Linked DNA regions of Homo sapiens: region 1 is linked to region 2. The links are chromatin loops, found by intact Hi-C in ENCODE. Cell type or tissue: heart right ventricle. All regions are shown on one strand.

Region 1 (8,000 bases), 49 kb after region 2:
AATTATTTTGCCTTTCCATTCCTAGTGTAAATTATATCATCAAGGAAATGGGTCCCAAATCTAGCAATGAATCAGACAGCTTGTAGGAATACATCAAACCTTTCTACCCCCAGAGTTAACGAATCAAAATCTCTGGTTACAAATGCAGAAGTTTGTTGTGTTTTGTTTTTGTTTTTGTAAACTGCAAGTCTAATGTCAATTTAAAAAAAAATTCATTTTGTGAATCACTGTTTCAAAATAAACGTTATATAATTTGCAGGTATTACAAAAATATTTACCTATTATAGTGGTGTTTAGGAGGGTTCAAAATAGAAAACGTTATCATAAATCTATCCCATAAAAAAATTTTAAGATAATAAATTTAAGTCCCAAGAGAATACACATTATAGCTAGAACTCAAATTAGATTCAAATGCATAAGGAAGCTCTGTTTTATTATTACGATTTCCAAAGCCTCCTTTCCCTGTCATAGTTTTAGTGTATTTGGAATGGAATTGCCCAAAATTATGTAATTAATTATGTTCAGCTTCTATTAAAATAATTAATTTCATTAAGTCGGCTAGCATGACACTTGGTAAAAATCAATTATTGAAAAAGAACTGGGAAAATGTGGGCAGTCATTACGGGTGTAATAGCTCATGTTTTAGGGCAATTAGGTGAAACGTTTTTACTTTTTAACTTTTTAAAACTTCTTAAACCAGGAATCTCAGGCATGCTATAACCCTGGAGTCAGGTGAACCATGTTTGACCCTTGGGTCACATGAGAGTCATCTGGACTACACTGCTTCATTCATATATATTTTTTTCCTGTCCTCACTGGTCACTTAGACCACTTAACAACATGAAATGAAGATCAAACTATGTGCTTTTTCTTCAACAGCGGAATGAACTGCAGATGGAGTAAGGGAAAGAAGAATCAAAAAAAGCATAAGCGTTTTAAGAGCAGAATAATCGCATTAACTGATCCAAATGCAAATGCTTCCTCATATCTACACCCTTTGGTTATGCCCTCGCACACCAACACTGGGCTTGGCCACGTGGCTTTTTTATTGTTTTTTAAATGGGACAGTAACAACTTAACTCAATCAAACTTAATCACAACCTTGAAAAAGTTTGTGAGTTTCCTCTTCCTCTTAAGCCGGCCCACAGAAAACCCACCATCTGGCCACAGATGCATGGAAAAGACCCACTGATATCAACCAAGCCTGGCACAAATCAGCAGAAACATTCAGCTGACCCACGGGCGCAGATCATTTTAAGCCACTATGCTTTGGGAAGATTTACAAACTGCAATCGCTGATACAATTGTCTTCAATGTTTAAAGAGCTAAACTATGCAAGAGAAAGTTTAAATCCTTCCTGTTCCAGTTCCACTAAAAGAGAAAAAAAAAAAAACATTGTACTGATAGGAAGACAGATTTCATTTTAAGAAAGTATTTTCTAACAAGTTAAGTTCAAATTTGAAATGCCTATAGGCAATGAATTTCCTGACACTGGAATAATTCAAGTTGGTGCTAACACAAATGCATTTTATTCATTCAAGGATTATATACTTCATCTATTCTTTTAATGCTACAAAATTATATACAAGTTATCAGTACAGTTATGCTGTAGAGTATATTGATTTTCTCATTCTTTTTTTCTTTTCTTTTTTTTTTTTTTTTTGAGATAGAGTCTCACTCTGTCGCCCAGGCTGGAGTGCAGTGGCACGATCTTGGCTCACTGCAACCCCCACCTCCTGGATTCAAGCAATTCTCCTGCCTTAGCCTCCCGAGTAGCTAGGACTACAGGCGTGTGCCACCACATCCGGCTAATTTGATTTTCTCATTCTTTAATAAGGATTAGAAACAAGAACCAAGTACTCATCCTCCTAGTATACCTCTTGGATGTAACTGCCAGAATTTTCAGCTAAGCTCTACTGGCCATTTGTTCACCCCAACAATAGAGAGAAGACGACTGTGTGGACCTAACAAAACAAACTTTTCATTCTATCATTCATTCATTCATTTCAAGGGGCACCAGCTAGCAGTCTGCAGCTAGATCCTGTTTAGTGTTTTAGTGTTTTTTAAAATGTCAAACTACATGCCTTTTGTTTCGCACCTACTACGTTCCCACCATATCCTACTTCACATATTTACAATACCAGTGTGGTCCCTGTAGGTATTTAAGTTGAAGACTTGGGTGAATTCTTACTTATAAAATACATTCTACTAAAAGTTATGAGAAATACAAAGATGAATTCAGTATTGATTCTAGCCTCAGGGATCTTATAGTTTCGTAGGGGAGCTGATACCCTTACTTAATTAATTATAATAGAATTATAATAATTATAATAGAAGTATAATATAATTAATACTAATTAATTACTTAAGTATAATAGAATGAGAGAGATGCACAGCAGAAGAGGTGCAGATAAAATGCCACTGTGCTGTTAGAAATAATAATTGGATGCAGCTGGACTGAGCAGTAAATGCCTAATGGGTCCAAAAATTAGCAAGAGTCTCTTTTTTTCTGTTTTCTGTTTTGTTTTGTTTTTTTCACAGAAACATCACTATTAGAATAGATATGTCTTTGGCATCTCTGTTAGTGATCTCTAACAAACAGGTGGGCCCAGATCATCACATATCCCTATTTTCATCCAAATTTAATTTAATGATATAACTTAAAAGTGACTTGACCTGGTGGGGATTTTCTTTTCCTACCTCAGTTGGAACTGACATAACTGCCACTTTTATATGACAAAGATACAGCCCTACTGTTTTTCATTACCATTGGTTTCTAATCAATTTGTTCCAGGCTCTTTGATCCTTAAAAAAGTCAAATTAAGTATTAATATTTTAAAGCTGAAGTGATGGTTTTCATAATAAAAGCACATAACTTTTCAAGCCTATAAGCAGCTGGTTAATACATATACAATTAATATTTAAATATCTGTTTTGGTTTAATGTAAAAACTCTTCAAAAATAATATCCTAAAATCCTAAAGGCTGGAGACACCAAAACACTAAACGTGGATACCAACTTGACTCAGAACTAATGCTTCTACATAACAAAACGTAAGACTTCAGTGCAGCTGGCTTGGATATTACAAAGATAATAAATCTGGAAGTATTATCATCTATTACTTCAAATGCACTGGAACTTGCCCCGTACATTTCCAGCAGCTCCAACTCAGGAAATGTTGAATTTTCCTCAATTATAGCTTGTGTCCAAGTGGCCGTAATCAAATACATAAATAAACTGAAGCTTTCCCATGAGAACTAACTGTCAAAACTACATTATGTCCAGTCACAGAACTGAGAAGACTAGGTTCAAAAATACTGCAGACTTCTTTAAATTTATTCCATCTCTACATACCTACAGGTCGTCTTTTAAACAAGTATCCATCAGTATGACTGTTTCTTCTTTTCATTGCTTTTTACCTAAACACTATGTGAAGTAGTCTGACTACTATAAATGTAAAATTTTCCAGATGGCATAAAATCACTAACAATCCCAGTAGATTGTTTTACCTGCATAATCTTAATTTTCCTTATTTTGATCATTCCAAATCTTTGAAAAGCCATTTCTAAATCTTACCAATGTCTAAGATAAATGTACATGTCATCAAGCTGCTCTAGCTGAGAAAACGACATTTGTGTAGCTCCTGAGTGGAAGACACCTCCCCACATTTTAATCGTACCCTGTTCCTGACTCTATACCCAAAATTATTAATTGTAGATTTAATACTGCCTCATGGAGTTATCCAAAAGATTACATGCATATAGCTTGCCTAAAAATACACCAAGTTTTCTATGAATTTTCCCTCTTGGTGTTAATATCAACACTTGCTACTGCTGCTGATAATTATGATGCTAGTTTATTGGAGATAATTTAAGTTGTGCTGACTGTGGGTGAAATAATACCAGCAGGAATAAATGCCTGGCATTAAATTTACCTCCTGCTATTAAAATGTATAACAAATCATAGTTTATCTATTAGTGATGACCTCTTAAAAATTAGAGCTACTTTTATCACAACTGGAAAAATAACAAGGCACTGTAATGTCTGAAATTTTCTTTCATGGTAAACATTATCTGCCTTACACTCAAATGTGTTTATTTGTTTTCCTTTGATCTTGGTAATACATTTCAAAAATCAGTAAGTTACTAACAGCAATAGGTATTAACCATACCCATTAGGTCCACAAACAAAATTAGGATGTGCTTTTCTTTTTCTAGGCTTTCCTATTTCATCCCACTGCTTTCTCCATTATTAAATGAAGAAAATATGCCTGCCAAATACACACTCAGAACTCCTCTGCTAACAGATACTTGCGAAAATAAAGCTTCTGAGAAGACGTAAAGAGAAGAAACAGCGTGATCTGAATGCTGTGAAGATCCCAATATGATGTTCACTAGTCTTGAAACCTGGCTGCCTTTAGTGTCTTCGATCCTGGATGTACAGACTTGTTCTCAATTACAGGCCTAATAAGGAACTATTTGCATGATTTTGTTTGTGGCTTTTTAGTTTTATTTCTAATGGAAAATTACCACAAAAGTGACCTAATCACTTCTGAACCATGAAAGAGCTTCAAAAAGTTGTCAGTTCCAAAGAACACTAAAGTTTAACATATAAGAATCATTTCAATTTACTTTTTAAATTCATTTTTTCACTGCCTACTTCTGGAAAGAATTTGGAGAGACAAATGGGGAAAATGCACATATAATAGAATTTGATAAAACAAAATATCAAGTAAGAGAAAATAATTGTAACAAAAGCCCAGGCTTAAATGGTTTGAGGCAGTGAAATTCAGAAAAATACTTTTACTGGTGCAATTTTACTAGAAGAAACAGATTTTTCTTGGCCTCATAGTCTAAGGTTGATTTATCACAAGGGAATATAGAAAGTTTACTAAGCAAGATGAGTATGCAATAAGGTGGAAATGTCTTCAACAATTATTTTACTAAAGTTATATAAAGATCCTTCATTTGAATATGTTACATCATTTAATATTAAAACACAAATTAATGAATATAGTCATATAAAGAGACAAATTATTATAATTACCAGAGATAAAGATCTCTGGGAATATAGAAACAAAGGTTTTCAAAAGCCTAAAGGAATGTATCTATGTGAGGTCTCATATATGAAGTGTTGATTCACATCTTGGATTTTAAAGATATATGTACAGTAATTTGTTACATGCTGAGGACCTTAGTATTATTGATTGAAAATATATTAATATAGTTTTGTGATTGTGTTTTCTTTCCAGAAAATTATAAAACTCAAAGTATTTCTCCTGAGGAAAAGGAGCATCGTGTTTTCTCAACACCAGTCTGAGCTGGAAGAGCCTGTGCAGGCAGAATCACAGCGTGCCCAAAAGGCACTCACCATGCACATATGCTCAGGGCTGGATAGTCTCATTGATGCCACACTTCCACATGATAGCCATAAAGGAGATAATATAAACTCCTGCCTTGGCCATAAAAGAAACTTAGCCTTTCTTCCTTCCCTCATTGACATGATATGAAAATATATACCTAAAATTTCCAAGGAAATTTTTTAAAAAATAGATTTGATAACCTCATGATACGAAAATATATACCTAAAATTTCCAAGGAAATTTTTTAAAAAATAGATTTGATAACCTAACTACAGGAAATGATTTGGAATCTTTACTGTAGGAGCCCCAGACATTCTTAGAGGCAGGATCTAAATGATACGTAAGATTCCTCCCAAGCCTCCTAATATCGTAGCCAGCTACAAAATTTCAACGTTCACCATCTACTCCAAAACCTCTCAGTAACTTTTTCCACTTGATGGATGACTTTTACTTTCTGAAACTTAGGATGACTGTGCTGATGAAAAACTGATTTTAATTAAATCTTGAAAATTAAATTGGAAAAAAAGCTCTTGCTCTCATATCTTTCAGGTCACTTAGGTGTTTAGAATGAGTCATTCCTGAAATCTGTCTCTTCCATTTCAATCTCCCAGGATGTTATCACCTCCTTTATGGCACCCATTGCCTGCCTGTAGCACATTTATCTAGGTATATCCTCAATGATATGTCACGTGAGGGCACATAAGTATTTTTCTCCCCATATCTGAACTCTCAAGCACCATGAACTCAGAAGTGGACACTTGTAGTCAATCAGTGAAGGCCAGGTGACTAGAATTAAAGCTGGAGCTTCAATTATAGGGGAAATTAGCCTGTATATAGAAATTTGAAACTATGTCAATGAGCCAAATATTTCAAAAAAAAAAATCCTGGATTAACCTTTTTTTTTTTTTTTTTGATGGGGTCTCACTCTATAGCCCAACCTGGAGTGCAGTGGCGCAATTTCAGCTCACTGCGACCTCCGCCTCCAGAGCTCAAGCGATTCTCATGCCTCAGCCTCCCAAGTAGCTGGGACTACAGGTGCACACCACCACACCTGGCTAATTTTTTGTATTTTAGTAGAGACAGGGTTTCACCATGTTGCCCAGGGTAGTCTCAAACTCCTGAACTCAGGCGATCCACTCACCTTGGCCTCCCAAAGTGCTGGGATTACAGGCATGAGCCACGGCACCCGGCCAAATATTTCTTAATGACTGAAATTTTAAATGAATTACTTTTAAACAGCCAAGATACTATTTTCATAAAATGTCCATTAAGCTTATAACTGGCCCCACTAGCACACAAAACACACTGGTACAGATTTGCCTGTCAAGTGGATTGAGATCCAGTGTGCAAGGCCCCTAGGAAGTGGGGTGCAGTTACAAGTACATACTGAGAAGGAAAGGTCTAGTACATGGGTCTCTGAAAAGTCAGGCTTGAGAAAGATGTCTCAATGTGAGATGCCAGACAGCCTAGGGAAAGCCTAAGAGAACAAGGTGCCTAAGAAAGGAGGCTGACGAAGAAAACGAAGTGAGGCATGAGATAAGAAGCAATGCATCAAAAGCAAGCTTAACCCACTGCCAGCTTCCCTAAAAGTACAACTAGCTATCGGGAAGTCTGTGTTATGGAAATCAGCCCCAAACTTTCTCTGTGCAATTAAGCCTAGTTATTTGAATCTTTTAAGATATTCTCCATCTCCCTTTTCCCTAATCACAATCATAACCTGGTAAAAGCAATGCCAACTGTCAATGTGCCAGATGACCAATAAATCCTGCTCTCACATACAGCTTTAATCTGTTATCAGTCAAAGACCCATTTCTAGACCTACTTGTAACAACTCCCTGGTGAAAGTATGAGAGCACCAGGATCATGAAGCAAATCACTTGAATTTAACAAATTTTATTCTAATTATCTGGGCAAAGAATCTCAGCTTCCACAAAGTTCTATTTTTTACATAAATAAGCACAGAAGTGCAGTTAAGTTGCAATCCACCTTCCCCATAGCACCTAAGCATATAATTAATTAATTAGGAAGAAATGAGGATTTGGCATAAATCAGTGGTGAAAACCACCTGCTTCAATCCCCACAGCTCTCCAAAGGGGTAATACAATAAAGATGATGGCTAGGTGGATCTGATTTTATCCAACACAACCTTGCCTTTCCAAACTGCTGTGGGTGCCCTCTGTGAGTTGTGCCTCACTGGTGTTGAGTTTAGAATCATCTGGGCAACTATCATACCTTTTTGAAGTCGCACGTGCACTTGGGAGAATATAGATACTACATACAATTGGAAGAACTTTTTAGGAAATATGGTAGGTGAATATATTTTGGGGGTCATTTTAGATTTTTGGTTATTTACCAACATCATTGCATAAGACACAAAAACATATTTAAGTAGAGGGGGATAGTAATATTAAATCCATATATATGAATTTAAATATAATTTATGTTCAAAGGAAGACTTTAAAACAGATTCAAGCTAACATCTTGTTTTAAGCATTACAAAGGTATAATGTTGCTATTAATAATTCAGTAATGATGTTTAATCAGTAAAAATGGCCACATTTTATATAATTATATTCCTCGAGGTCTACTCATTCATTATGTAGAAACCACAGAGAAATTTTGCTCATACGTTTTATCA
Region 2 (8,000 bases):
GAGTGAACTTGGGCATGTTATCTAAACTCTCTGAGACTCATTTTCCACATCTAAAAAATAAGGATAATAAAACTCTCCTTACAGAATTGGGAGTGATGATTAACAAGTAAAAATATAAAATCCCTTCCTTGCCCATAGTGAACACTCATTAAATGGTAGCTGCTTTCACATTATTATTTCAAGATTTATAAACTATCCTTTTGGAAAGGAAAATGTTAGTTTTTATCTAAAGTAGTAGCATATTTTGGTTACTCAACCGGCCTAGTTGTAGGGAGTTAGACTCGGATAAAAAACTGCTAAATAGTCACTAAGTATTTTTTAATATCAAATCAAGCAGGAACCATTGTATATATCACCTTAGATTACTTCCCCGTCTTTCTATCTCAAATTTGATCTGTCTCAGCAAGCCCAATCCATTAGGATATTTAGTATGCCTCTCTATTTCTGCATTCTGTCTGTCTCTAGTCACATCCCCAAAAGTCACCTAACAAGCATGCCTAACTCAGTGACTCCCTTTCCTCTTTTCACAAGCCCATGCAGTGTACATTCTTATTAAGCTAATCTTCTTGATACATTGTTTTTATATAATAGCTTCTTATCGCACAGGTTTATTGTTTCATTTTGTTAACATCTATTTAGAAGACATAAAATATAATTATGTGTAGCCTATTTAAAATAGAATTGATTGCTTAAAAGGCAGCTGCAATAAAAATATAAGTAAAGTGGTCTCTTTCCAGTTTGACAAAGCATTTATTGGAAATAAGGGGGAAACGTTTCATGGTAGCTTCATCTTTACCAAGATTACCTCTAGTGAATTTCAGGTCTCTGGGGTGTCATATAAATAAAGGAAGTAGCACATTTGCAGAACACTTTGAAGAAGTGGTCAGAAGTGATAAATCCTGCAGCATAAGTCAAGGAAGATGAGAAGAAAAAGAGACTCAGAAAAAAAAAAATGGCCATCAGGTAATGCCTTCAGACCTTGGAGGAGGTCCATTGATATGGTGAGAACTAAAGCCAAATTGCAGTGTCATAACAAATAAATTGGAAATGAAGAATTAGAAGCAATGCATCAAAACCAAGTGTAGTGCAAATGGAAGGTTAGAGATAAACTCATTACTTGAAATGAAGGTAAGTGTAAAAGAAGCCTTAGAAAGGAGTTTCATTGGCTGGGCGCAGTGGCTCACGCCTGTAATCCCAGCACTTTGGGAGGCTGAGGCAGGTGGATCACCTGAGGTCAGGAGATCAAGACCATCCTGGCCAACATGGTGAAACCCTGTCTCTACTAAAAAAATACAAAAATTAGCCGGGCGTGGTGGTGGCCGCCTGTAATCCTAGCTACTCGGGAGGCTGAGGCATGAGAATCCCTTGAACCTGGTAGGCAGAGGTTGCAGTGAGCTGAGATCACACCACTGCACTCCAGCCTGGACGACAGAGTGAGACTTTGTCTCAAAAAAGAAAAAAAAGAAAAAGAAAAGAAAAAAAGAAAGGAGGTTAATCTTTTTTCCTGTGAGATAAGAAAAAAGGAAGAAAGGATGGCTGATTAATTAGTTAAACTTTGACATGGAGATGAACGAAATTAATAGGTCGCATGCCTAATGGACTCTAGTTCCTTGAAAGGATCATAACAGACAGTTTGCTGAGTGTTAGGTTGAGTGTTTGAGGAAACTTGTAAAGATTTCAGACAGTTGGTGAGAGAATGTGAGAGACTGATGGGGAATCAAGAAGAGCTGACTGTGCCTGAACTTTTATTTAAGGATGACTGGGAACAATGTCAGGCAATTTTTCTTAAGCACCACCCAGGCAAGGAGCAGCTCAGAGGGGGCAGATGATTGATCTGAGATTTGACAAGAACCCAGAACCCAGAGAATGTGGCAAGACTGCTGTTGCTGGTGAGACTGCTGTTAGATTTAAAATGAGTTCCAACCTGGGTAGGAAGAGAAAGAAAGCCAAGAGTGAGTGACAAACTGGGAGGAAGAGATTATGATGAGCTCGTGTGTGTTACAGAAGGACACAGAAAGTGGACTTTTAAAGTTCAAGATCTCAAAGACAGGACCATGTGAGTGTGCTGTTGAAACAGAAAAGTTATGGGATTGCAGGAGATTAGGAGTTCGTTGAATGCATTATCATTGAACATGCTGAAGTTACAATCTTTCTAGAGACTTCAGAAACCTTCCAGCAAAGACCCAGAAAAAAAGAAAAAGTTCAGAAAAACTGCGAAAAGAGGCTCTAAAGTCTTACCACAAGATACAGCAAAAGAGGAGGAGGACTACTCAAACGCAATCAATTAACATATCTGAGAAATACAAAGAAAAAGTTTTCCCAGAGGTATAGGCTAGGCAGAAAATCTTAGCCCATCCAAAGCAGCAGCTGGATGGAATCACAACTTAATGTCATTTGATTCTAAAATCTTTGAAAAATATTAGAACAACAGTTCTAAAAAAAGACTACGAAAAAAGTAGTTATAAAATATGCACTATAAACATTTATTAAATATAGACTTCTTCCATATTAAATTATTCTTTTAATACCTACAGGCATTAGTTTCTATTTAAGATCAAGGCCCTGCCAAATTTTGTTTTATTAACAGAAGAAAACCAGAAGAAACTTCCCCAAGCAGTATTTTAATTGAAATGTTATTTTTATAAAATGACTATCAGGTCTCCTGAGACGAAAACTTATTCTGATAAAAGTTTATTGTTAACAGGACTTCAGGAGCTGAGCAAAGGGAGAAGATTGCAACAAGCAATGAAAAGCTCCCAATAAAAGTACAAGCAGACTGCCCCACAATGTTTCAGCAGATAGGCAGAAGAATTGACACATTTACAATTTTGCCCTAATAGACATTTTTAAAGTTTTTCCCTAACAATTTGTTTACTGGATATCTGGGAGGTCATGGATGCTCTTTAGGATAAAAATGACTCCTCTCAAAGGTGATAGTAATAACCATTTGTTTAGGTGTTCCTAACACATAGTCATGTCTTGCCTCATTAAAAATCATGCATGATTATCTTACTTTTATGATAAATGTTAAAATGACCTACAAAATGAATTAACATTTATTTATTTATTTATTTAGAGACAGGGTCTCACTCTGTCACCAGGCTGGAGTGCAGTGATGCCATCTTGGCTCACTGCAACCTCCGTTTCCTGGGCTCAAGGGATCCTCCGACCTCAGCCTCCTGAGTAGCTAGGACCACAGGCATGCACCACCACGCCTGGCTTTTTTTATTTTTATTTTTGTATTTTTAGTAGAGATGAAGTCTTGCCATGTTGTCCAAGCTGATCTCAAACTCCTGAGCTCAAGCAATGCGTCCACCTCAGCCTCCCAAAGTGCTGGCATGGGCCACCATGCCTGGCCAACTCTGATATATTTTTATTACCGTTAATTGGCATAATTTTTTTCAAATGTGCATATCTTGACTTGCATACCAAAATGTGAGTTTTCCGAAGATACAGTAAAACTGTGGTTTTATTTTTATTTATATAACTCTTGTATTTATACAACTCATCTACTGCATAACTGCTATGAGGAGGAAGGTATTGTGTTTGACATTACATAGGGGAGAAGTATTGGTAAAAATGTGGAATTTATCTTAACTAAAATGTTAGGTGTATAGCATAAATTCAATAACTGTTTGATAAATAAAATGATAATTGTGATCATTTTATCTATATTTAAGTGGGAATGGGTTTCAATTTTCTCTTTTAAAAGGCATTTTAAAGAAAAACTTTGAACATGTCACAGACCAGGATGTAAAAATAGTGACAACAAAGAATTAAACAGGTAACACTGTTATATGCTGCTGATATTACAACAGTTCCTTAAGTACTTTCTAATTTAGTGAAGAATTCAGAGCTAGGCAGGATAGGGACTGGAGAAACAAATTTCACCCCCTAGTCTGACCCTGAAGAGTGAGAAGGTACAATGTTTAAGAGGGTGCTATGCCACAATCTCAGGTCCAAATTCCAAAGTTATTCATACTAGAGAACCAATCTAAGGGGCAATTCAGAACACAGAGAAATTCAGGAACTGGCTGATTGCTCAGGAGTGAGGCAGACCAACGGTTAGCACTGGGAAGTGTTCCCGTAGGAGAAAAGGCTCAAACACCAAGATGACTCATAAGACAAAATTCCATTTCCTGTACAGAGGGACAGGCTGGAACAAGGCAGCACAGAAAACAGAAATGTCATAAGGACAGTGATAAAGGAACAATGTGCAGGCCAGGGATCCACTCATGACTTAGGAAAAGGGACTAAGACAAAGGCCCAAGCCCTGTGCACTGGGACCCTATGTAGTGACAAGGAGAAATTGTTGAGGCTGAGCAGTTTCACGACCTCACATAATGCCAGTTCTTACCTGTGGTTGTCTGTGAAGAAGATTAGAATGAAAAATACATCACAGGGGCTTCAATGATTTACTTGAGTCAGGCATCCTGAATCTTGGGGTTTAGTATCAAACACTGCATTATAATAATGGAAGGGGAACCAATTACTATCCAATCTGCCTCTTTTGGAATGGCCTCAGGGGTGACCTGGGCTGCATGTGGTACTGTCAGGAGAACAACTTTCAACTTCAATAAAATGGTGGAAGGCAAAGCCAAATGACAAGGGACTGCTAAGGAAAGGAGGAGGAGAGAGGGCAGAGAAACCAACAGTGTAAATTACTTCTTCGACAATCTATTAATGTCAGTACAACCACATATCTTAGGTTCAAAAACTGGAAAAACTTAATCATTAAGTGATTTGGTCATGGTGGGCTTAAAAACAGAAATTTAAAGGCAGTTCTAAAACTCTAATAAATCATTGTTTTAAAGTTCTCACACAGCTGAAACAGAATAAGGCTACTTCATAAAATTTCCTTAAAGTAAACATTCAAATTTCTCATAGAAAAAGTCACAGGTTGCTAGAAATGTATTATAGCACTTCACTTGAGAAACAGAAGTAAAGCAGTGAAGAAGGAGAAAGGATAGAATTTAGTGACTAGTAAGGCTGAAAAATGAATATTTTTTTTCACATGAGCTTGTTTAAAGGCAGAAGAAGGAATTCAGGCAGGGACAGATTAAAAATACATGTAACAAGAAATGCTTGGGGGAGATATATGACAAGAAAACAAGAGGAAATGTTATTAATATCACAGGAAAAGAAATCAGATTTTCACATGATGACTTCATTGAGTTGCCAAATCATGTGCAAATGTTGTAAAGGGACTAAAAAGATATGCAGTAAATAGAAAAGGACAAAAAACAATAAATATTAATGGCTTTGCCACAGCAGTCATTCAATTATTTAATCAATAAATTTTTACCAAGTATTTGGTGAATGGTGGAGGAGAAATATTAGATAAAGTACTAATGTTCAAAAAATTAAAAATTTAGTCAATCCACATATATGATTAGTCAAAATTTCTTTATAACATATACTTATTATTTTTTCATATGTGACATTTAAAATTTATATGTACATTCATGGGTCAAATCAAAATAGATAACTCTCAAAGACTGATAGGTACTTCTACGATAAATATCATCATGAACACTTGAATATTCATATAGAAAGAATAAACTTTATCCCCCACCTCACACCATAGATAAGAATTATTTCAAGATGAATCAAAAACCTACACATAAATGATAAAATTATAAAGCTTATAAAAGAAAATACAGGAAAATCTTTGTAACCCCAGCACAAGCAAAAATTTCTTGAGACACAAAAATACTAACCATAAAAGAAAATTGATAAAGTTTACTTCATCACAATTAAACTTCTGCTATTTAAAAGAGACAGTTTTAAAAATACCATTAAGAAAATAAAAATTCAAGTAAGAATTAGAAGAAAAAATTCATCAGACATATATCTGACATAAGTCTTACATACAGATCATATTAAAATCTTCTACATATAAATAATTAATAGAATAAAAATGAACATGATACTAGAATAAACACTTCACAAAATAAGACACACAAGTGGTGAATAAGCACATAAAAAGATGTTCAATATCACTATAGCCAAAAGGGAAATACAAATTAAATCCAATGATTTACCACTTTTGTATTAGTCTGTTTTCATGCTGCTGATAAAGACATACCCAAGACTGGGCAATTTACAAAAGAAAGAGGTTTAACTGAACTTACAGTTGCATATGGCTGGGGAAGCCTCACAATCATGGTGGAAGGCAAGGAGAAAGTTTCGTCTTACATGGATGGCAGCAGGCAAAGAGAGAATGAGGAGGATGCAAAAGTGGAAACCCCTCATAAAACCAACAGATCTCGTGAGACTTATTCACTACCATGAGAACAGTATGTGGGAAACTGCTCCCATTACTCAAATTATCTTCCACCAGGTCCCTGACTCAACACATGGGAATTATGGGAGTACAATTTGAGATGAGATTTGGGTGGGGACATAGAGCCAAACCACATCATTCTGCCCCTGGCTCTTCCAAATCTTATGTCTTCACATTTCAAAACCAATCATGCCTTCCCAGCAGTACCCCAAAGTCCTAACTCATTTTAGCATTAACCCAAAAGTCCACAGTCCAAAGTCTTTTCTGAGACAAGCAGGTCCCTTCCAACTTTGAGCCTGTAAAATCAAAAGCAAGCTAGTTACTTCCTAGATACAATGGGGGTACAGGTATTGGGTAAATAGAGCTGTTCCAAATGGGAGAAATTGATGAAAATCTGAAATCTTCCAGGACAGTCAAATTTTAAAGCTCCAAAATAATCTCCTTTGACTCCAGGTCTTACATCCAGGTCACACTGATTCAAGAGGTGGGCTTTCATGGCCTTGGGCAGCTCCACCCCTGTGGCTTTGCAGGGTACTGTCTGCCTCCCAGCTGCTTTCATGGGCTGGCATTGAGTGTCTGTGGCTTTTCCAGGCACAAAGTGCAAGCTGTAGGTGCATTCTGGGGTCTGGAAGATGGTGGCCCTCTTCTCATAGCTCCACTATGTGGTACCCCAGTAGGGATTCTGTGTGGGGGCTCCAACCCCACATTTCCCTTCCACACTGCCTTAGCAGAGGTTCTCCATGAGAGCCCCATCCTGCAGCAAACTTCTGCCTGGGCATCCAGGCATTTCCATACTTCTTCTGAAATCTAGGTGGAGGTTCCCAAACCCCAATTCTTCACTTCTGTGAACATTCAGGCTCAACACCATGTGGAGGCTGCCAAGGGGTGGCTTGCACCCAATGAAGCTATGGCTCAAGCTCTACGTTTGCCCCTTTCAGCCAAAGCTGGAGTGACTAGGACACAAGGCACCAAGTCCCCAGGCTGCAAGCAGCATGGGGACCCTGGGCCCTGCCCATGAAACCATTTTTTCCTCCTAGACCTCCAGGTCTGTAATGGGAGGGACTGCTGCAAAGATCTTTGATGTGTCCTGAAGACATTTTCCCCATTGTCTTGGGGTTTAACATTTGGCTCCTTGTTACTTATGCAAATATCTGCAGCTGGTTTGGATTTCTCCTCAGAAAATGGGATTTTCCTTCCTATTGCATTGTTAGGCTGCAAATTTTCTGAACTTTCATACTCTTCTTCATTTTTAAAATTGAATGCCTTTAACAGCACCCAAGTCACCTCTTGAATGCTTTGCTGCTTAGAAATTTCTTCTGCCAGATTCCCTACATCATCTCTCTCAAGTACAAAGTTCCAAAAAACTCTAGGGAAGGGACAAAACGCTGCCAGTCTCTTTGCTAAGACATAATAAGAGTCACCTTTGCTCCAGTTCTCAACAAGTTCTCATCTCAGCATCTGAGACCACCTCAGCCTGGATTTCATTGTCCATATTATTATCAGCATTTTGGTTAAAGCCATTCAACAAGTCTCTGGGGACTTCCAAACTTTCCCACATTTTCTTATCTTCTTCTGAGCCCTCCAAACTGTTCCAACCTCTGCCTGTTACCCAGTTTCAAAGTCACTTCCACATTTTCGGGTATCTTTTCAGCAATGCCCAACTCTAATGGTACCAATTTACTGTATTAGTCCATTTTCACACTGCTGATAAAGA

What was found. Peaks named below come from ENCODE experiments on the same cell type or tissue, not always from the same donor. Only the 100,000 strongest peaks of a DNase experiment are listed, where the experiment ranks them.
Region 1: a loop joins it to region 2, with 2.8 times the contacts of the local background. A loop is called at or near these places in 14 of 110 quality-filtered maps.

The regions. Positions count from the first base shown.
Region 1 is chr2:182,417,691-182,425,690 of GRCh38, forward strand. The region is part of intron 1 of PDE1A (phosphodiesterase 1A); the gene reads right to left. Among named protein-coding and RNA genes, the nearest start is that of PDE1A, 5.3 kb to the right of the region's middle. In heart right ventricle, no CTCF peak of the experiment used is centred here; no DNase peak of the experiment used is centred here; H3K4me3 peaks cover 5,295 bases; H3K27ac peaks cover 5,017 bases.
Region 2 is chr2:182,368,729-182,376,728 of GRCh38, forward strand. The region is part of intron 1 of PDE1A (phosphodiesterase 1A); the gene reads right to left. Among named protein-coding and RNA genes, the nearest start is that of PDE1A, 54 kb to the right of the region's middle. In heart right ventricle, no CTCF peak of the experiment used is centred here; a DNase peak (open chromatin) is centred at 4,163; H3K27ac peaks cover 5,324 bases.